Regions from separate parts of the Mus musculus genome. Here regions 1 and 3 are each linked to region 2. A link is a loop called in an ENCODE intact Hi-C map of the cell type or tissue named here. Cell type or tissue: heart. All regions are shown on one strand. Each heading gives the region's core, and the rest is flanking DNA. Links, peaks and the distances in the headings are about the cores only.

Region 1 (7,833 bases), core at 1,382-6,381, 95 kb after region 2:
AACAAAAAAAAAAACAAATAAAAATCCAAAACCCACCTCACTCTTGAAACACCACTAGTCAGAAGATAGGGACAGGGAGACAGGAATTTGTGAACAACTTAAACTCCACCACAAAATCTTGTTTTAAAATTAATCGATATTTAAACAAATGTATCACTCCTTGTGTTATTTCAGTTGTTAATGTTCTGAGGTTTGTTTTCTAGGCTTATATTTTTATTTCATTTACCTTTTTTCTATATTTCAAAGATGTATTTATTAGAAACTTTAAAACTATTTTAACTCTTTAATTTCTTTTTTATCATTTATCTATCTATTTATTTTAAACTCCAGATTGTATTAGCCTAAAACTAATGCATTCTCCCACGGCATCTTTGTGAGTGTTTATGCATGTGTGAGTGTGTGCGTGTGTGTGTGTGTGTGTGTGTGTGTGTGTGTTTGTATGTGTGTGTGTGTGTGATTACATTTGTTTTCATTTATTTCCCCTCCCTCCAAGCCACCTTAATTAACTCTTCTTTAGACTTGTCTTATACTATTCCAGTGATGTTGGGCAAAGAACATCTGGACTCTTTATTTTATCTTGGCAGCATTTTGGCTTTCAAGCTGATATTTTTAAGTGTGGGTTAGAATTCAGCTACAGTTCCTTCTGTGGTATTTGGCTATAGAAAATGGCAATTTCCTTCCTGGGGAATAGTGGTGTATGGCTTTAAACCCAGACCCTGGGAGGCAGAGGCAAACAGATCTCTGAGTTCCAGGCCAGCTTGGCCTATACAGTGAGTGTCAGGATAGCCAGGGCTACACATAGAAACCCTGTCTTGAAAAAAAAACAAAGTGGAAAGAAAAATTAAAACAGTATTGTCCCAATAATTACTGTCCCTGTGGGCCACTGTTCTTCTGATGCCATGACTGAAAAACAAACAAAAACCAAAGAGTTGAAAACAAACAAACAAACCAGCAAACACCAGTCAAAAGGTGAAGGGAATTATGGGCATGCCAGTCCTCAGTCTGTCACAGTCTCTTTCTATCTGTTTTATACATATTCTTTGGGATATATTGGTGGTATTTAATAGAAGATTTAAATAAAAATATTTATTCCATGCTCTTAAACACAAAAGTTTGCTTCTTTCTTTTTCTTTGTTTCTTTCATTTGGAATTGCGAGGCCACCATACAACTTTTATATCAGTTAATTTATGGAAGTTAAACATAAAATTGTGAAAACCTAATTAATGAGTTTTTACTGAAAGGGAATAGTTCGGATTGAGGAAAGACTTCCATAGGTAATTTATATTTAATATGCATTTCCTTTCTGTTCTTCAATATCTTCCTGCTTGTTTCATAAAGAGTTTCACCTTAATAAATTTCCTCTGGATACCAACTTAGCTACTTTACCACGGGCTTTTCTTATTTAAAAGTATTTACTGAATGACACCTCATAGGAGTCTCTAGCGCTAGTCCCCTATACCCAGTGTAAAACCTATCAAACACTAGTGCTTAATTGCCGCATAACTGAACGGTCACTACAAATTTACACTTCTCATTCTATGTCTGTCACCTATTTTGTGCATCCTGAACATACAGGGCTTTAAATATGCATTGTACAATTCTCCCTACCCAACACTCTTTAGTGCTGTGGTTAAGACTCTAGAAAACGTTGCCCAGGATTTTTCAGTCTAGGAGAAAAACAATCGCAAACTTCAGCACATGTTTAAGGTCAAGTTCTACTGTGTAGAACTTCGTGCAGTTTTCAATTACAGACAGGCCGGATTTTGTGATGTTTCCCATATGGGCATGTGATATTCACCCCTTACTGCTCCTAAAGTGACCTCGTGAATAAGATAATAACCTTTAAATCCATTGATGGGATGTTTCCGAGTTCTGACTTTCACAAATAATGTTTAGGCAAGTCGTGTTTTAACTATCAAATAATATTTAATATATGTGCATTCCTGGAGAGGGACATGGATCCATTACTCAGATAAGGCAATGAACATAATTCTAGACTTACTACAAACATAAGTGACTTTAATATACAATCACTACAAATTTTTCAATCATGTATGAAAATGTAGGTCTTCTGCATTGTCCTCTGAATTTTGACTTATATGTTAACGATGCTTGCTCTGCTACTTGGCTTAACATTCTGCTTAAGGGAATATTTAAAGATTGAATTCACTCCACTCTTGTTAGGAAGTATGGAAATGTTTGTACATGGGAAAAAAATCTCATTGCATGCTAGAATGGAAATTCACCAGGGAGGGGGAAGCTGTTCATTTTATTGCCTAAGAGCTGTTGATATGCTCCCTGAATCTTTCAAAGGCATCTTTCATGCCACACAGGCAACCCGCAGCCAGTCAGAGAACAGAAAGAACACTTCTCACATGTGTCAATCTCCGAAAACTTGCATAGCAGCTGTGCTAGGTAGTGATGGGGATTATCGCAAGACCCAATTGCAGGGGTTTGCCTGCTGGAAGAGACACCCCATCCTCTCAAGGGACCACTTTGTTGGAGATGGTAGCAATAATGCATCTCTGTTGCTAGTGGATATTGTGGCCATGTAGCACAAAATTGGTGCTAGATAAAAATCAGAAAGTAATAAAAATGCAAAAAGGAAAACTGGGAGGTTTGGTTTTGTTTCAAAGTCTTAAAGTGGGAGAATAAAACAAATGTGCTAGGCTTGTTGCGTTTACAAAAAAAAAAAAAAAAGAAAGAAAGACAAGAAAACAGATATGCCTTTAATGACGAAAACTCGCAGGGCAGGGCATTCAGTCTTCCGGTTTGAGAACCATTCGGGTGCGTTGAGAAACAAAGTTGCAAAGTAAGCATGTTCAGACCTTTATTTGCTAATTTTTTGTAGGAAAGATCTCTCTCTCTCTCTCTCTCTCTCTCTCTCTCTCTCTCTCTCTCTCTCTCTCTCTCTCTCACCCTCCCTCCCTCTCCCTCCTTCTCTCCCTCTCCCCCTCCCCTCCCTCTCCCTCTCTCCTATGAGCCAGAGTTTTCTGTGCAAATGAAACAGGCGTTGTAAGAATGAGATTCACTTTGGACCACTCTTCACATTCCAAGTCATGACTGCGTTAAGCAGCACAATCCCATCTCTGGTTGATGGGCAGAAAAAGTGGGCAGCTTGCCAGGTAGACGTTTCCATGACTCCCAGCCCCCAAAGGTGATGCGTTTTTCAGCTAATTCAATGAAGAGTGGGCTGAACTTTGGGTCTAAACGAGACAATAGCTGCCTTCGCAGTATCAGCAGAATGGTTGATGGGAATGCCTCACTCTACATTTGGCAGAGAATCATGTGACCTGACGACTGAGATTTTGTGATGGTGCCAACGGAGACTTGGAAGCAGCAAACGGCCCTGACTTTTTTCTTCTTTTCTAGCAAGGATCAGAAAATGGTGGATCTTAAGACTTGACTTTAGCCAGTCTCAGCAAGCAACTGAGCTTTGAAGCACAACCTCGTCTTTATTCTGGGCTTTTGGCAGGCCACCAGGAGGCTGTCCCTTTCACGCCTGATAAATTCGGCTGCTTATCTCTAAAGAGAGAGAGAAAAGGAAAATAATAACAGAATATTGAGGCATAACAAGTGAATCCTAAATTGTATGTGCTTTTTTTCTTTTGTTTTCTTTTCTTTCTTTCTTTTTTTTACCTTTCCTGACTGCTGTTTTGTTTTGTTTTTTAATTTTTATGTTAATATCTTTTCTTTTTCCTTTTTTTTTTCTTCTTTTGGTTACTGAAGAATTCAAGTAGTTTGGGTTATTTATGTATGTATGTATTTGGTTTATAATGAACAGGCATTTGAACTGGTCGGACAGGACGACAGAGCAGTGAGCATGAGATCATTGCAGCCGAGTAGCAAACTGGCACCCAGCCTTTTCACCCCTTCGGTTCGGGAGACGAACGTGTGCAGTCCTCGTTTCTCAAGTCAGCCTGGAAGGATTCCGGGACTCTCCCACCTTCTACCATTCTGCTGCCAGTCGGTGGCAACGATTGGTGCAGATTCTGCGCAGTGCTTTGTGCCTGGAATATGGAGAAGGAAGAGAATGAAGACAAGCCCTCTGGACCTCCTTCTCTGAGAAATACCGGGAGCCCAGAAGAAACAGAAAAAAAAAAAATCCAAAACAAAAACAAAAAACCAAACCAAACAAAAACCCTGAGCTTCTCAGTATTCGCCAGAGTGCTGAAAAATACTGATAATGATGCGGAATGCCTGCGTGAAAACAAAAACAAACCAAAAATGCAAACCGAGACAAACCCAAAAAAGCAAACTTTGGTTTGTCTAACTCCTGAGACATCGGGCTTCGTTAAGCAGCTTGGAAGGCAACACAAATCTATGACCCTTCTTTCTTTTATTTATTTATTTTTGTTATTATTTCAAAAAACAATGGCCTAAGAGCAGTACATTGCACTTGGTGAACCCGCACTTTCATACCAGGTATAACTTTTTTTTTGTTTCTTTTTACGCTTTCTATTCCATAAATTAGACTCCTTGCAGTTTCAATTTGTTCTTATTAACTCATTACCCACTTTACACTTTTTTCTTTTGCTTTCTTACTCTAATCGTGATTAGCGTAGACACTAAACTGGAATAAGAAAACTCTCTATAGACATAAGCTCCTGCTTTGGTTGTTCACAGAAGTTTTAGGCAGACAGTAGTGTGTGTTATCTCTGATTTTTGTGTCCAGTAATATATTTTGTGGAGAAACGGGCTTGGGAATCAGTAGTAGTAAGGAAAGTAAAACCTTTTCTGTGACTCCTAATTTTAAATGCAAAAGAAGAAATTTCTCGAAGTTCTAAAAAGAGATCTTGCTTCAAAAATGCATCCATATAATGCTAAATAAAATTTCTTTTCATGCCGGTTTCAGTAGAGGAGAGATGGGAATAAACAGAGCGGATTCTCCGTTGCGAAGTAAAAAAAATAGCTTGTTCCTTAATAATTCTACTTCTAAAAATACAAGGAAAAAGAATTTGCCCTAGAGCAGTTGGGAAGCGTTGGAAGTTGCCCTTCACTGTTGTGGTGGGGAAAGTCTGTACAAACTTGCTTTCAAGTTCAGAGTTGCTTTGGCTCGGCAGGTGAATACATTGCATTCTAATTATTTTCTCTATTTGTAGAAGGAAATTGCTGAGCAAGTCAACGTCTTGTAACAAAATGCAGCTTTTCCTATTTTAGTGGTAGAGGGTTAAATGATATGCCCCCTTTAAAAACTTCTTTACTAAACAATGTTTCTAAACATGCAAGAAAATCTCTAAAAAGAAAAAAACGTTTTGAGATATGCAGTGTGTATCAATGAAGATTACAATGTTCATACTAAGAACTGGCATGATAATATTAGCTATGAGAAGAAAACTTTAGCATAATTGTTATGATTTTAAAATTATATTTCATGATATCATAAACATCAAGGATAAACAAAGAGAAATATTATACAGCTGGTTAATTCTGTCTTCTTTTCAGTTATATTATGAAAGGATTAACAGTTACCCAGACCTAATATAAAGATAATATTTGAAGCAATGTTTTATTGACTTTATCGGTTATTATTCACTAATTATTTGCAGAATAGCTCTTCTTCCTCCTTTGTTATTAGAAAGCCAACTTCCAAAGGCTTAATTAATATTGATAAACCTGTTTTCATGTTTCATGATTCTTTAGTTTAAAAAACATTATTTTGAATCTTATTTTAGGAGCCATTAATCTCCACACTCTTAATTATCTTATTAAGCTCCATGCCAAATCCAAAGCTCTTTTCAGCTTTCACCCCTTCATTGTGAAGAACCCAGTCGCTTCCGTAAGAGACACGTCCTTTCACTTTGAGAACTGTTCCCGGGAAAGCAACACCAACCAGAATGAACATGTAGCTGCAAACTGTGAAAGTATTTCTGTGTCATATGAGTATCCTGGGGTGGGGCCCTCAGACCCTGCCAAGCCTTAAGGAATAGACTTTTAAGGCTTTCCCCCATTTTGACATTGTCCTGTCTTCCCGGCCACCTCCTTCCTTTGCTCCCAATCTACACAGATGATCCCTGTAGGTGGCAGTTGTCTGATATTTTTCCTTTTGTGGTTGTTTTAGGGGAACACTTAAAGTGCATATGAGAAGAGAAGAGAATGACCACAGGAGAAAATCATCTCAGGTAAAACGAAAAGGCACAAATGTAGAGAGTAATTAATCTTAGAATATTAAAGAGAAAATGATTATGTCTGTGTTTGGTATAAGAAATGGTCCTTCCCTTTATGAAGCTACGTATTTGGGATTTTCACTGATGGTTTTCCTTCAAGAGTTTACAGTATTACTTGCCTTTGTCAACCTTTTGTTTGGTTTTGTGATCAATGCCCAGTGTCCATCATTCTGAGGACATATGTGTATGTTGATTTATACAATTCAGGTACAAGATGGTTGAATAGGAAGCTATTTAATGAAAAGGAAAATATGTTCTCAGTGGTTATACATTATAAAAGGAAGTAAAAATCTGATAGAAAAGTATAAGCTCATAGTTTATTTTTAATCTTTTCCATATATCTAGTAAGACAATAATGTCAAAGTATATTTTGTAGTAATAAAAGCTACAGCCAGTGTTTCCTCTTTCTTTTTTTTAAACATAAAATGTATAAATATATAAGGAAATACTTTTACTACAATTGGATGCATGATTGTTGATTATTTACTACAGTTTTAATAAGTAGGAGAATGATTTGAAAATAAATAATGGTGAAAATTTGTGTAGGCCAAATTATCTGTATTAAACTGGAGAAAATACATTCTATTTTTATTTATTTCAAAACATGCCAAATCATGAAGTAATTACTATGCAGTATTATTTTTCACAATGAAGATATAATTAAGAAAAGCTAAATCATTTTAGATATGAGTGCAATGATTAACGATTGTACAACTTATAATTTTGCTTCAGATGAGCTTAGAATCCTAAAAATGTACATGTAACTGGCTTCATGTGTGCTTACTGGCTTGCTTTCTTACAGTGTAGTAGCTGACAGAATTAAGAATCATTTATTTCATTTCAACCTGTTGAACAGAGGAATTATATGTAGCTGTGTATTTTGTTGAAAGGATATAGTTCTTGGGAAATAGATTTAAATGTGTTTTGTTGAAAGGGAATGTATGCTCCTTGGTGTGATATAAGCGACTACAAATATTCCAGAATAGCAGGAATAACACCGATCATGTCATTGATTTTAGGGTTTTTTGATACCATATCTTTTCCTCACTGCTGTAAAAGTTTAATTTCATCCCCACTGTAGGCACATGTCTGTACATCTAGAATTTGTGGGTTTTGTGTTCTTTACCTAGTCAACAAGACCTCATTTGTTTATAAAAAGCTATAATGTGACTAAATCTCAAAAATCATTAACTGAGTTTTATGTGAATAAATACAGTCACTCTAGTGCATATACAGTTTAATAACTTCCTTTTTAGTTGTAGACTTATCATACTATATCTGTGCCTCACAACAGTATAATTCATATGTACATATATTAGGTTCTCAATTAGGACATTTTAACAACAACGTTAAAATATTCACAGTTTAAAACAAAAGCAATCTTTAAAAAAGAAAAAATCAAGAAGAAAAGAGAGAAGTAAGAAAAGAAGAAAGGGAGGGAGAAAGAAAGAAAGAAAGAAAGAAAGAAAGAAAGAAAGAAAGAAAGAAAGAAAGAAAAGGAAAGAAGGAAGGAAGGAGAGAAGAAAGAAAGAAAGAAAGAAAGAAAGAAAGAAAGAAAGAAAAGAAAAAGGAAGAAAGGAAGAAAAAAAAGAAAGAAAAGAAGGAAGGAAGGAAGAAAGGGAGAGAGAGAGGAAGGAAGGAAGGAAGAAAGGGAGAGAGAGAGGA
Region 2 (7,833 bases), core at 1,220-6,219:
ACCTTTATAAAGGTGCTTGGTTCTTTCTTCTACTTCCATTATTTAGTCTTTGGAAAGAAACCAGCTGTGAAAGAGTGGGAAGCAGTGCTGTATTCCCCAGAATGGAAGGTATACATATGGAATGTTGAATTATTTGTGAAAGACATTTACTTACTCTCTAAGTGTTTGCATAATCATTTCCTGACATAAAAATAGGTGGCTGGTGAAAATTTTGTGTGTGTGTGTCTGTATGTCTATGTGTGTGTGTGTGTGTGTGTGTGTGTGTGTATGTGTAGATATATGTGGATCTTTATCTATATCATATATATATGATATAGATAAATTAATATATCAGTATTATTTTACCTGTGTTCAATTTCTTCCAGCTTTCATGTCTGAACTACCTTAAGTGTCATCTATATCCTTTGAAATTGACTGCCAACACATTGTTCTGTTCTATTTCTAGTGCTTTTTATATTTTTTATATTTTTTGTTGCAATAAGATGTTTGAGCCCCATCCTGTAGATGCCTGTCAAGTCCTTCAACTAATCTCCATTTTCCTAAGATTCCTTTAACTAGAGAGATGTGTTAGAAACAAAGATCTGGGTCCAGCGATGCTCATTATGACCATGATATGTTTGTCTCAAGACCTGCTAAACAAAAGCACAAAACCATGTATTTAGCCGGCCCTTAAAACACATATCAGTGTTTTACGGTTCTCTATGTTCCTTTTAAATTGAAATATTTCACTTTTAAAATAGAAAATTACTTTTTTGGAATTTGAAATTTCTAGAGTTCGTGGCTGATAAACTGAAAGGCTTTTGTGTGTTAACCATGTATTCAGAAAGGGTACTTTCGCCTTGGTATCTTATATAAAGACAATCAATTTATGAATAAATATGATTTTATATCCCTTTGAAATATTTATGTGTTAGCTACTTTTCTTGTCTTATTGCACTAGCTATATTTACATGGGATGCCAGCTATGTCTCCACCCTTGATTTGACCTTAGCAATAGATTTTTACAGATATTCATTATCAGTTAGACAGAAGATTCTTCTGTTCCTTGTTTTTTCAATTTTAATCATGAGTGAAAATTGAGTTTGTCAATTGCTTTGTCTTTATAAATATTCCATACGATTTTTCTTCTTTAGTGTGTTGATGGGGTGGTTTGTAACAACTCATGTTCAAAGGCTGACTAGCTTTTTAAACACTGAAATTAGTGTTTGTTATTTTGTATACACAGGTTATCAATTGGTGAGTTTGACTTGCAAAGGTTTATTGAGGACTTTTATTCTATCTTCTGAACATATACTGGTCTACCTATTTATGTCGTCCTATGAGTTTGCTCAGTTTTTGCATTAAGGTATTTCTTGCTGCATCCAGTGAGTTATCACGTGCCTTCTGCTTTTAATTTTTTCTTGTGTAAAATGCTTATGATGATGTCTTTCTGCCTTTGAAACCTTTAATTAGGGCTTATAACTTTATTGAAGAATATAAATAATTACACTTAATTCTGCATACTTTCTTACAGGCATTATCTATCATTCCTATGAGCTATTAGAAAATTAAAAATTTTTTTAAAGTATGAAATATATGACAGGATATATTACTTTCAAGAATTTTTCATTTTTATTTATTTTATTTTTTATTTTTTATTTATTTTTTAATTAGGTATTTTCTTCATTTACATTTCAAATGCTATCCCGAAAGTCCCCCAGACCCTCCCTCCCACTCCCCTACCCACCCACTCCCACTTCTTGGCCCTGGCTTTTCCCCGTACTGACTCATATAAACTTTGCAAGACCAAGGAGCCTCTCTTCCCAATGATGACCGACTAGGCCATCTTCTGATACATATGCAGCTAGAGACACGAGCTCCGGGGGTACTGGTTAGTTCATATTGTTGTTTTAAATTTTTAGATCTAGAAAATAAAATGTTCATGCTGAAAGTATGTAGCTTTTACAAAGTCATCCAGATTATTAAGCATAAGTATTTCCTGGTCAATATTCTCTGTGTTTATAAATATGTCTGCATCTGTATGCATTTCCATCTACTACCTTAGGCAAAAAGAATAAAACTCTACTTTGAGAACTGTATATTATTCCTTAGCCAGTAAATAATTTTCTGGAAACCAATTAATAAATTTCATATAATACGATCTTTAAAATTATCAAACATATTTTAAACTTTATTTCAATAATCATTGTAAATTTAAATCCATCAAATTATTCATCATACGCCAAGATTATATAACTCAGAAATTTTGGGAATAGTAGAGAACATATGAACAAAGAAATAATGAGGAAGATATCAATTATAGTTTTTCATAAACAGCGATGGATTTGGACATTAGGAACTCAGTTGGGCTGCATGGTCACCATGGCGTATATTCCTAGTAACTGGCTCTTTCAGTGTGAGTGTACTCCAAAGATCTGGTAGTTCATTGACACTCAGGATCTTTTCCACATCTTATATGAAGAAATAACATTGCTTACTAAGTAAAATGTACATAATTTTGTGCTGAGATCACTCAGTCAATAGAGTGTTTGCCACATATAATCAGGAAGACATAAGCTCATATGCCAGCATCCACATGTAAAGCTAGGCATGGTTTAATCCTAGCTCTGGGAAGGCAAAGTCAAGATGGTACCCGAGATTTGCTAGCTATCTCATAGACTAGAATCTGTGACCTTCGTAAATCAGTGAGACCTTGTTTTAAAAATAAGGTGGAGCATGACTTAGGAAACACTCAAAGTCCACTATTAATCTCCAAATACATAAACACACAGGTGCACATACAAATGAACACGAACATGTGTGTACATAGCACCCATGTAACAAATAAAGTGAATGTCTGGCTAGATTCAGCTAGTAGAAAAAGCACTCAGAACTGCAAAGATGAAACAACGCACAGAAAAGCAATCCCAGGCACACTTACAGTGCGTTTCAGAACTATGTCATTGGTGCTCACCACATTCAGATTAAAATTCGTTCCCTTAAATATTAGTTATTTCTTCATGATTTAACAATGAAAGCTAAAGTCAACACAAAGGATGCTGGCTTTCTTCCTCAGGGTTTCACAGTCTACCAGGAGTAAAAATACTTAGTTGTAGTATATATATATATATATATATATATATATATATATATATATATATATAGTAGCTCATCTCATAGCTTCTCTCTCTCAACACAAAGAAGGATTTACTGACTAATGTTCCCCACATGGCCAGAGGTGCCCATCTATTTTTTGTGCAGTTAATCTTAATTATCAAATCCAGTCCTCCTAATTTTGATAATTGTAATATTGGCCTTCCTCTGGCTTTCTTCTCATTGAATTTTTGCTCTATGCTACCAATGGACACGTTTTAGTCTTCGACGGTCATTGATGAGATTTCAAGCCTTGAAGTAGTTAAGTAATTGGAAATTTAAGGAAAGTGAATTGGGTTGCTTTGTGCTTTGGGTTGCATGTGCCTTTGCATGTAGAGTGCTTTACTTCATGGTTGCTTCTGAAGGAACTTTCTAAAAGTGGAGGAGACGACCGAGGAGACATTATTGAGTCTTGGTATAACCCCAGTTTTCCATCTTGGATGGTGGAAGGTGTTGAACAGGAACAGGCAGAAACCAGCCTCGCTCCTAAAGTTTCAGTAAAGCACGCTGCTATTGCTACACTTCACTGCTAATTTCAACATGTTAGAAAACTTTCAAAGCAAAACAGTTCGGAAGCCTCACTTTCAAATCCCAACTCTCTCCCTGGGTGTAAAATTAACACTCTTATTTTTCAGAGATTATAAAAAGAAAAACCACTTTCTGGTGACCGGATCAAAAGCCGAGAAGCAAACAATCTCTGTTAACCATGAGGTGCAGGGTTAAATTTTTCTTTCCACTGATAAATCCCACCCCGGAACAGATTTCAGCAAGGCAGCTCGCAAAGCTCACGGGTGAACCACACAGGCCATGTGGGTGCCGAACTCAGAGCCGGAAAGCAAACAGCTGCTGTAGCCTGATTTGAGTTAAAATAGTGTGAGTGTTTAGTCTGGCGCACGGCTTCGGGGGAGATTGGCAGCTGGGTCAAACAAAGTCCTTCCGTTGGCTCCCTTCCCGGGCTGCTCTGCTAGTATTTAGTGGGTCCTAGTGCTGTGTAGGGCCCTTTTCTCAGGCAAAATTCTAACATCTGACCGCACCCTCCTCTCTTTGCTATTTAAAAAAAGAAAGAAAGAAAGAAAGAAAGAAAGAAAGAAAGAAAGAAAGAAAGAAAGAAAGAAAGAAAGAAAGAAAGAAAGAAAGAAAGAAAGAAAGAGGGGAAAGAAAGGGAGGGATAAAGAGGAAAAAATAGCTGTGCTCCTGCTTCTTTCGTTCTAAGATAAATTCTCCCGGAGACAACCTCTCCCACTAATTGTGTGTTAGCCATGAATTTTATCTCAAGAGCTGACGCACTGCGCTCTCAACTGGTGTTGAAAAGCAGCCTGTTACAGTGTGGGATTCATAAAAGGGCCTCTATGGTGTGTGAGAAAGAATATCTGTGTGCCTAGGCAGGAAACTTTTTGATCTACAGAAAAGCCAGAAGACATCTAGGTAAGACTTCGGGATCAGACCTGCTTTGGTGGGTGGGGGTGGGGGTGGGGGGGTGTCCAAGTTTGTCAGTGAAATTGGCCCATACAAGAGATGCAAGTTTACAGGGTGTGTGTGCTTCCTTCTGTGGAAGTTGAAATGTACCGAAGATTGCTTACTTATTTTTGTTCGCTTATTGAAAACTTGAATCAGGAGTCTGTAGTCGGTCTTTCGACGTTTTCGTTTTCTGTGATTGAACTGATCGCAATAGATATTGTTTGATCCCCAGAGAAATCTTTGCAAAGTGACACAGAAAGAAAAACATTCCGGGCGAAGAAAATAGACAAGTTTTAAAGAGGAATTGTTTGAACCTTAGAGGGCAGGAGATGGTGCATTCGGCAAACGTGGGTCTGAGTACTGAAAAAAGAAAAGAAAAAGTTTAATGATGTTTTGGAAGGAATATTAAGTAAGTTGTCTTTGTCTCTTACTTTTTAATTTTAGTGGCTCATTTAGCCTGTTGGGTCACATTTTTTTGAGAGTACTGAAGGCTGCCATGAATCCCTAATGAGGCCCCTTTGCACATGATTTTGGCCAATTGCCAAAATCAACTTCCCAGCGGCAAGCTTTCTCTCAAAGAACCTGGAGCAATTTTTTATATATACATATATTAGAAATCATGTTTGAAAGCCGCCACAACCAGTTGTATAGGCATGTCAAAAGTGACTTTATACAGTAAATATGAAATAAACCTTCAGGTTTGTTTTTTTTTTCTTGCTTTCTCATATTGTCATTGTGGAATCTTTGCCTGTTGCTGCCTAAATTGTGATAGAATAAGAATAATCTGAAATAAGAAGATTTAAGGACATTTTTTTCCTCTTCAGCATACCAGAATAGGAGTCCTGTCTTAACTGAGCAATATACACTATGGAGAGATCCTTCAAAACCCGTCGGGACGAATAACAGATGAATTCATAAAACTGTTCATCTCTGTAAGTAACATCCTGTTAACAGAAGTTTTGTATATAGAATTAAGTTTAATATTGACTTAAGTGAGGTCTTTGTGTATATTAGAATACCTTAGTGTTTGGGGATTTTTTGTTTGTTTTGTTGTTATTGTTAATATTTATTACATAATTTTAAAAGATTATGTGGTACCTTGATGCCTTTAACAAATCTTTTCATAGAAATGTTTGGTTTGTAAACATGTCTGAATGATGAAATAACTGTATTTAAGTGCTTCCCCATAAGATAAAGGCTGAGTTTTCATAAAAGAAGGCAAGAAGGTCAAGGAGCAGATTTTAAATCTGATGTTCCCACACCTGAATTCTGTCATGGGAGCTATTATATAATTTTATATGATAAGGTTTTTTTTTGAGCTACATTTACAAGTTGCAATAAGATAGCCTACTTATTAGATGGTAACAATTTTAGATTTTATGAGCGATTTTAACCAGTAACTTAAGACATTAGACACCTTTAGTGTGCAAAGCAGTTCTGAAGTTCAGGCAGTGGATGAAAGTGTCTCTAGTGTCTTAAAGCAATCTTTGTATCTCCACCACCACACATGATTTTTGCCCCCTGTGATACAGTAATCTACTTAATGCACGAGTTTGATCTTAGTTACATTTGTATTTTCCGTTTGCCATGCCAATGAGAATCAGATGAATTACCAGTTAGTAGAAATGAGAATTAGAACTACCTTAATTGGTATGCTTATCACATACTTATAACTCTGCCAGCTTCCTCTTGATATGCTGTAGCACATTGTTCACTTGGGTGTAGAACAAACTCAAATTAGAATTTTAAAAAATATATTATGATTACCTTTGGGTTAATTTATACGTGTGTGCATATATGGAGTCGATTTTGTTTGTAATTTTACATCGTGATTAATGGCATTGTTTACAAATTACTGCTTTTCGAAATAAGGATTGAAGTGTATGAATAGATCATATCAGTCAACACTAAAATTCATGGAAGTTAGAAGTTTCTAGAAATTTATTCTCATAAGTTCTTTTCATCCTTGAGTTTATAGCTGAGATACTATTTGATGTACCACTTTCCTTTAATAGTAAAAAATTAATGCCGTCAAATATGTCAAGTTTTTGCTAAAACACATCCTTAAATTTGCTACCATTAACCAAATGCAGAAAAATAACATTATGCTACTTGGTTGGCTCTAAAAAACCTTTTGTTTTGTTTTGTTTTGTTTTGTTTTCCTAATTTTAACTCTCATTCTATTTTTATTATCATAATTTTACTAAGCATCTGAAATTGGTAGACCATTTGCTAAGAAATGTTTTGACTGACAGTTGTAAGAAATTTTGTTGTTACTGTTAAATAGATTCCATGGCAACACTAATACATTCAAAGATGGAACTTTTGGGGCACACAGATAAATACATTCGTGTTTTAAATTCCGAATGGATAATCAAACACTTGACTATTAGCAAATACTTTCGACTTTCAGAAGAAATCAATAAGCATAGGGAGCCATTTGAATTATATACCTCACTGCAGCAGTTAAACATTTATTTTCGTTTGCTGTGCAAATGAGCTGTTAGATGAGTACGTCTATTGTGTAGGCTTTCAGATACAGTCATCAACTATCATTGTTAACATTTTAAAAATAGTTTTTACAATCCCTTTGAAAAGGAAAGTATTTCTGTCTATTTTGCATTTATTTTATTTGGGACTAATAGCTTGTAAATGTTTCATTACTTGTTCAATTTTTTTTTTATTTTTGGACTCTCTGGGTCCAACTCCATTTTCACAATCTTGAAACTTCAGAGAAATAAAATCCACTCATAACTGTTCATCTAAAGGACTGCTCTTTACCCTTGTTAGTAGAAAAGTATTTTTGTGCTTGTTTGTTTGGTTAAATCATACAACAGGCACATAAAATATTTCCCCCAATTAAAACAGGCATCAAATAATTAAGTGGCAACTTTTATTCTTTACTGGAATATACACCTGGACTTTTTAAATCTGCACTTTTTTAGTGAGAAACATTAACAATAGGGCGTTTTAGGTGAACATTTCATCATTACCATGAAGTACGTTGGTCTAAATGGTCTACGTTCCAGTAATGAGATAAGCGCTTTGCTACAGTAGATTGAATGGCATTATTGAGTTTTGGCACTACCTCAGTGACCTCAGTCATAAAAGATTAGTTACAGGCAAGAGGATTTGGGACTGGAGGAGGGAGAGGAGATAAGAAATGCATGTCAAGACATCTGCTTTCCTTGCCCTGGAGAAAGTATGTGCTGGGATAAAAGCACATTAGTCTTATGAAAAAAT
Region 3 (7,833 bases), core at 1,382-6,381, 56 kb before region 2:
CTTGGTGGTAAGCGCATTTACCTTTTGAGTCATATTTTTTTCTGGTCCAGAACTATTGAGTGTTAGTTAAAATAGAAGCCATTCAAGGCATTTAGTCGAAGTAAATGAAATGGCTTACATTTTAAAGGTTTTCCTATGTTAGATAAAAAGTGCCTGAAGGAGGTTGAGAAGTTATGGTAGTTCCTCAGAGAACAGATGTGTTTATAGTAGATGCTTATAAGCAGAAAGAATTACAGGGAGCGATTTTAATTTAACTTTTTTTTTATTGGATATTTTCTTTATTTACATTTCAAATGTTATCCCCTTTCCAGGTTTCTCTTCCTCCCAGAAACATCCTATCACATCCTCCCTCCACACACCTACTACCACCTCCATTCCCTTACACTGGGGCATCTAGGACCAAGGACTTCTCCTCCCATTGATGCATGACAAGGTCATCCTCTGCTACAGATGCAGCTGGAGTCTTGTGTACTTTTTTGTTGATGGCTTAGTCCCTGGGAGCTCTGGGGAGTCTTGTTGGTTGATATTGTTCTTCCTATGGGCTTGCAAACCCCTTCAACCCCTTCACTTCTTTCTCTAACTCCTCTAGTGGGGACCCCATGCTCAGTCCAATGGTTGGCTGTGAACATCCGTCTCTGTATTTCTAAGGCTCTGGCAGGGCCTCTCAGGAGACAGCCATGTCAGGTTCCTTTCAGCATGCACTTCTTGGCATCCACAATAGTGTCTGCGTTTGGTAATCATATATGGGATTAAATTCTCAGGTGGGACAGTCTCTGAGTGACCTTTCCTTCAGTCTCTGCTCCACACTTTATCTCCATATTTGCCTCTGTGAGTATTTTGTTCTCCTTCTAAGAAGGACAAAATACTCTCAGGAGTTAATTTAACTTTTAAAATAATAGTTTTCTTCTTTGAAAGTTTCACACACTTACATAACGCCTATTGCTCGTCTCTAATTGCCACTCTCTCTTCCACTTCCTATAGCACACCCAGCTGTCTGCTTTCAAACTTTACATTCTCCTTTTTGTTGTTACTATTAATAGTCCGGTGAGTTTACTTACTGATGGCCATATAATGAACGCTCATGGGAGTATGAGCAATCCACCCACTGCCGTATCCCTAAAGAATAATGACTCTTCCTTCTTGGTACCCATCAACAAGACCCTTTCCTCGTCTTTGATAGAATTGTGCTCTTGAGCAGGTAATTGAAGTTGTTGTGTTGCTGTGAGTTACTATGTGGGACAGTCATTTACCACAGCCCTGAGTAAAATATGGATTCTTTATTACCGTGCTGGTGTTTGGCAAGCTCACTGTAAATGCTGAGTTCTAGTCTCTTCTTCTTCTTCAGCATTGTTACTATTGTTTTCATGATCAAAGTTGTAATGGAAGCCTCAGGGAAAATATCAGCACTTTGGATGCAGAAAAGTGTTTGGAAATTAGTCCTTTGTGAGCTCTGCAGGCACACACAACTGCTTCTTTGGTTTTATTGAAACTCACATACTTTAAACAACTTTCATGAAGTACAGAGTTCAGGAGTTTTTCCTTGTTATTATCTTTTATTGCGGGTGTGATATTTTTGTTGGTTTTTCTCTTGCTTGCTTGCTTTTGTTTTGGTCTGGAAATGTGATGTATATTGTTCATTTCTAACTCGAGTGTCAAGTAATGATTTATGTTCTTAAATACATTATTTTGTGAACAAAGGGATAAAGCCAAACAGACAAGCTGTTCTTGAATTTTTTTCTTTTAGGTCTGGCACCTGAATGTTAGTAGTTTAGAAAATTTCATATGTTTTGTTTCTACACTATGTGTTAAGTTAAAAGAAAAAATATGAGACCATTCAAAATTATTATCATTGTCCTGAAAAATGTAATGATTCTTCATACTTACCTTTTAATAAGTATCTCCAGTTTAATCATAAATGAGTATGTAGGTCTGTGTCCAAGCCCACGATAGAAGAGAACTGAAATTATGGCTAGTCTCCAAGGAGAAGTGGCCATCCACTGACTGGTTTGATACTGAACTCATTATGGATTTTAGCTGCAAACACAATGGGAAAGTTGAGTTTGAGAAGTACCAACACTTTCAGACTGCATGTGTCAATATTGATGCACACCTATCCAGAAACACATCTTTCATGGACTAATTCTAGAAATAAATAAATTCTCATGAATATTTATGTGACAAACAGAGTGAAGTCCTCAGACACAGAAATGTAAATTCAGGCCTATCCCTCAATGGCCCAGAACTTACATGCCTTCAGATTTTTGTCAATCTGAAAACTACTTCATTTAGCCATTCATGCTCTTCCTCAGTATGTAAACACACCTAAGATGTCTAGCATACCATATGTAAGCACCTAGATACTGTCAGATTGTGTAACATTACAATACCCACTCGCCAGACTGTCAAGGTTGAATCTCTAGACCTTGCCTTTTTGTAATATAGGTTTTTTTTATTTATTTACTGCATAGCTCTAAATACAAACCAAACACATCATCCTTGAGAGCTAAATAAATAAAACAATAGTTTTTGGAAATGTAGAAATCATTGTCTTGGATAAGCCAAGGCAACCTCGGTTGGACTTCGTGCAAACCTTTTCAAGTTGGATTGGATTCAGTTTCCCAGTTCTCGCTATGGGGCTGTTGCTTTAGCATCCATCCCACTTCCCAACCATCTGTTTCTTCTGGGAATCAGTCTAGAGCAGGGCGCAGGGCAGCTTACAGCATGGTGAAGGTGTCAGGTACTTATGAGTAATTCCAGGTACCCACCATAAAAGGGAAGCACAAGGACAGAGTGTAAGCGTCTAGAAATGTGTATAAACCTCACTTGACTTTGTGATTTTGTACATATTGACTCGAATAATACACTATGGGTGTCTTCATATCTAATATCTATATATCTATATATCTATATATCTATATCTATATCTATCTGTCTATCTATATATATGTATATCTATATATTTGCTCTTTATATCTCGTTAGATATAAAAGTATCAGTAAATGACCACTCTGACAGAGTTAGGGGCGCCTCATGGTCAGAGGAGCATTGAGTTTGCACTTTCCAGTGTCGTATGGGTCATTACAGGGCAGATCTGATCAACATTAACATGTGTTTCTCAATTCCTGGAGCATCAAGAATGACAATGAGGTTGCATAATTATATCTGCAAAGGAACTTACAGTTTGATTAAGAAGCTTCTCTTCCCTTTCCTTGAGAAAATTGCTAAATATTCACGTGGAAACCCTCAGAATAGCAAGCAGACATATTTGAATGCTAACGAGGATATCAATAGAATTGAATTTGTAGGTGCTAGAATCCTACATCCTTTTATTCGAACTCGTGTGTTCCCTCCTACTGTTTAGCTTGATGGAGCATTTTCTTATGGTGCTCATAGAGAATTTATGAGGGAGATACCTAGTAAAAGACGAATTTGTCTATCCAGTATGATTTTCCATGAAAATTCTGAACACTTGCACTTAGAAATTGTGTATGTATACTCTCATAAAAAAGTGAAAGGTCTTAAATCCACAGTAATGAATTTCTTTCAATATTTATGCTGAGAGCCTACTTCTAATAAACAGCCATCTATTTTCAAGCTCTTACCAGAGAAAATAGCCTGTTCTCATAGTTAGGAGTAGGACATGCAAACAAGACTTTTTAACCTTGAAAGCCTCGCAAAGTGTGATTTGAACACGATGGCAATAAAAGAGTTTTAGTTAATTTATCTCTAAGGCATTGTTCCTTCTTTTAGAACCAGAGGTTCCTAAGACCTCACCCACACAAACTCATTGTTTCCCTGTGCTGGGGACAAGCAGGAACATGCTTTGTATTATTAAATTGTTGTTACTGCCCTCTAGTGGCAACAACTAATCCTTGTTCTTATTCCACCTCTGTCTGAGCCATGGAAATTCAGGACATAAAGAGCAAGCCAGAGCTTGTGTATCGCAGGGAGTTATATAGCAAACACAACCTCATATCGTCTAATTCAGGAGCCTGTTCAATGAATAATCTAAGTCCGTGTATGGAGACAAAGGGGTGGAGGTTTCATCCATGTATCTGATTGACACATCTTGTGAAGACGCACCAAATTCAAATATTACTTTTCAAAGGACACAGTTCTCTCTTCACATGCTTGAATGCAGGTGGTTTACCGTATGCTCAAAAAACTGACTCTCAAAGATTTAAGATAGTGTAGACCAGATGTGCTCAAAAGTTACAATGTATACTTTATGTTGGGGATCTATCCAGATTCGGGGCTGTAAGAGCTAGAATTCCTAACTCACTGATGGTGATGATCTCTGGCCGTTCACGGTCAGCAATAGTTTGACTAGCTAGAACCTTGGGTAGTTTATCAGAGAAATCTCAGAAATGAAGACCTCTCGCAGACTACTTTTTTTATTGTGCAATTAACTCATACTATGAGGAAGTACTCCTTTTAATTGGTAATATATATATGTTTACTCCCTACCTTGTATGCAACCTCAGGAGGAAACTAAGCAAACTGAAGCTTAGACATCATATCTTGTGTATACACGCGTAGAATCATTAGTACACTTGCACAGTCAGAGAAGTGTTCATGGTTCCTATAAGAAGTAAATGACCTGAAATAAAACATATTTATACGTTAAAAGAAAGTAATTACAGTTTTGCATTACATATAGGACATAGTGAGCACTAAATGTCAGCATTGCCAATAAGTATCGCAGAGTAAATTTATAGGCGCATATAAGCATGTGCTCTGGATTCCTTCAGTACAGAGACAATTTTGACATTTCCATAAAAGAAACTTAATATATGAACCCATGAAAGGTGTTACCTTGAGGTTTGACCGAAGGATAAAATAAATAGGAAGTCAGAGACTGATTCTGTAATAAAATTCAGTTGAGTGTGGGAAACATGAAGAATGATATTAAAGAAAAGCTGGGATTATTTACTTTTCTCTTTTACTACGGCCTTGAACCAAGAGCAGATGGGAAGGAAAATGTGTAGAGTTTAACATCCAATTCACATCATGCCACAGCACATATAAACCATATGAACATGAAAGGGCAAAGACCCTGGGTAAACTTAATAAGGTTTTGAGCATTCTGTGGAGGAAATGGACCATAAAATATCTATTGTTTCGCAAACAAATCATATTGCACATGCTTGCATTCTGTGATCATTGTGCCATCAATAACTTTATGTAGCTTGAAAGCTGTGTGGCGTCCATAGTTTGTGATGCATTATTAAAGTGAGAGATATATTCATACGTCTAAAGTTTTAACTAAAAGGAAAAGGTTGATGATGTAGTTGGAGGAAAAGGCATGCATTAACCTGAAAACATTCCTTTCATACAGTTGGTCTCTACGTTTGTATGAGTTGATACGTCTTCAATTTTGAAACTAAGGTTTAATGCTTTCTCTGGAGTGCACTAAATTTCAATTGATGGTGTATCGCTATTGAACTTTCAGAGTAACAAGTAACATATTTAGAAAGATTTCAAAATAAAGAGCTGCTGTAACGAACCAAAGTTGGCATTGATCACTAAATATGTGCACTGTCAATAAAATGTTTTAATTCTCTTTCTGAAAATTCTTTCTTCTTATGGTGTTTTATAAATGAAAGTAATTTCTATCACTCTGCAGTTTTGGTAACCAGACTTGCATGTTAGACGAAGAGCAACAGGAAGATTTGAAGCCAGTGCTGTCTATCAAGCACAGGCTGCACAATGAAGTCTATGAATACGATTATTAGACTTTATTTAATGGATGATGGAATTCAGACTGATGCAGTAATAAAAGGATGAAGGAATTGCTGAATTCTGTACCTAAAAAATGCATTTCTAGTGTCTCGTAGCAACAAAAGCCTGACATTCGGGGCATAGACACAAAAGGGAAGTGAGAACCATATACTTGCACATTTACATTCATAGCAGCATTATTTACAATAATTCCCTAGAAAGAAAAAATCCCAAATGATCACTGAGGAAAAAAGGTGGTATATATATATACTTGAATATTATTCAGCCTTAAATAAGAGTGAATGTCCTGTTAACATTCTTCATATGAAGGATCCTTGCTCGCATAATGCTATTAAAAAAAAGCCAGAAACAGGAAGAGAAATATTGTAATAGTATCACCGTCTGGGGTCAATAGAATAGGCAAATGGATAAAGAAAAATACCAATGCTTATGGTTACTGAGGTAGAAGGAAGGGACAGATGAGACCTGTGGTTTTAATAATGCAGCTTTTCAGTGGAGATGGTGTAGAAATCCTAGACCTGGGTGTGGTAATCAACAAACAGCAATGTAAATGGAACTGTTCCACTGAAATATGTATTTAAGGCAACTACGAAGATCTATTCTATAATGTTTTATATATATCATTTATAAGATCCCAGTGCTCCTCCTTATGGACCTGTTTATCGTGGGGATCTCTAAAGAACTTGAGACACCTGTTAATCTCCCCCAATGCATAGAAACGCACAAATCTAGAGCCAGTGACGATCTGGCTGATTGTGTTACTGTTCGCACATTGAAGATAAAACCTGAAAGTTGCCATCCACTGCAAGAAATTCAAGAAAACAATCCACTTTTTACTGTAGTCAAAATAAGCTTGAGAACTAAACGCTGAGATGTAAAAATAGGTTAAACACTGTATAAATTTTAGATGAACCCCTTGCTTCCTTTGCCTCCCCCTCCTACTGTCATAGAAATGTTATTAATAGCATCGCCGACTCTGAAGGAAATTGACGTATCAAAGCAGGGTATCTGCATGAATGAAATTCTCAAACGATAAATTAACAGGAACAATATGCCAGTGAATCAAAGACAAAAAACAAAAACAAATCTACAAGCAAACCCCAAATCGCCTACTTCCCAACATAGTCCCTTCGGCTAAACAATTCTATATCCAGTACTGTTTCACCTCCTACTAAGCATTGGAAAAGGTCTTTGAAAAATATATTTTTGAATTTTCTCAACGAAAATAGAAATTGCAAAATGTCAATTTAAGTACAGAATATGCCTGGGGAAACCTGGGAGGGCTGATAAATGACACAAAGCAAGCCAAAGTGTTCCTTTGTGCTTGGCTGAACAAGGCAGCCAGTAGCAAGCAAGTGTTGAAATTTTTGCATATTCTTTGTAATGGCACTTTTAGTACATGAGGAGACAATGGGATAGTGCTTAGTCCACAGTTTACAAGTTTGTTTGGATGAAATTTTTGGACATAAATCTTTGCATCAATTAAAAGTCACACTTCCTTTAAGCCATCTCAGTCTAAACAATAATAAGGTAGAAATATTATAAAATTAATATGCATTAGACAGCATGGGTTTATCCTACTTTAGGAGAGATTTTAATGGAAAAAATGTTCTTTTGGAGCAAAGGATGAATTTTAACTTCTTACAATAACATCATTGAAGGTTCAGATGGTGGTACATGCCTATGATACCAGCATTTGGTATTAGAACCTGGAGGACCAGAAATCGGAAGACATTCTCAGCTTCTTAGATGATTGGTGTCAGCAGGAGCAACTGAGCCCCTGACTCAAAACAGGAACAACAAAAAATTTAAAGCATTGGCTAGCCACTACTGTGCATGGTTGTCTTATAATGCTTAATGCATTGTGTGGCTTTTTTTAAAATTTATTTTGCAGATCTTTTGCTTATATATTTTGGTTGCTAGTTTTGTGTTTTTATGGAAAATGTGTGTTCGCAAATATCTCTATGTTTTATAAATGTTTCTTCGGTTCTTTTCAAAAACTTTAAAGCAAACACATAAGTCTTTTTTTTTCTGTCTGTCTGTCTGTCTGTCTGTCTGTTAGTTTCAGATATGCTAGGAATAGAGTCCAGG

Evidence for each region. Peaks named below come from ENCODE experiments on the same cell type or tissue, not always from the same donor. Only the 100,000 strongest peaks of a DNase experiment are listed, where the experiment ranks them.
Region 1: it touches region 2 in a loop (7-fold over the local background); 14 of 42 quality-filtered maps call a loop at or near these places.
Region 3: a loop joins it to region 2, with 2.0 times the contacts of the local background. A loop is called at or near these places in 2 of 42 quality-filtered maps.

What each region holds. Positions count from the first base shown.
Region 1 is chr16:77,590,837-77,598,669 of GRCm38, forward strand. No RefSeq gene overlaps it. Among named protein-coding and RNA genes, the nearest start is that of Mir99a, 4.2 kb to the right of the region's middle. In heart, for the core only: a CTCF peak has its summit at 5,989; DNase peaks (open chromatin) are centred at 3,275 and 3,905.
Region 2 is chr16:77,496,089-77,503,921 of GRCm38, forward strand. It overlaps Mir99ahg (Mir99a and Mirlet7c-1 host gene (non-protein coding)), which reads left to right. Exons shown (of 5, transcript NR_015543.3): 4 at 5,415-5,522. Among named protein-coding and RNA genes, the nearest start is that of 9430053O09Rik, 80 kb to the left of the region's middle. In heart, for the core only: no CTCF peak of the experiment used is centred there; DNase peaks (open chromatin) are centred at 4,003 and 4,433; H3K4me3 peaks cover 2,674 bases; H3K27ac peaks cover 2,947 bases.
Region 3 is chr16:77,440,394-77,448,226 of GRCm38, forward strand. All of the region lies in intron 2 of Mir99ahg (Mir99a and Mirlet7c-1 host gene (non-protein coding)), which reads left to right. Among named protein-coding and RNA genes, the nearest start is that of 9430053O09Rik, 24 kb to the left of the region's middle. In heart, for the core only: a CTCF peak has its summit at 3,866 (motif pointing left); no DNase peak of the experiment used is centred there.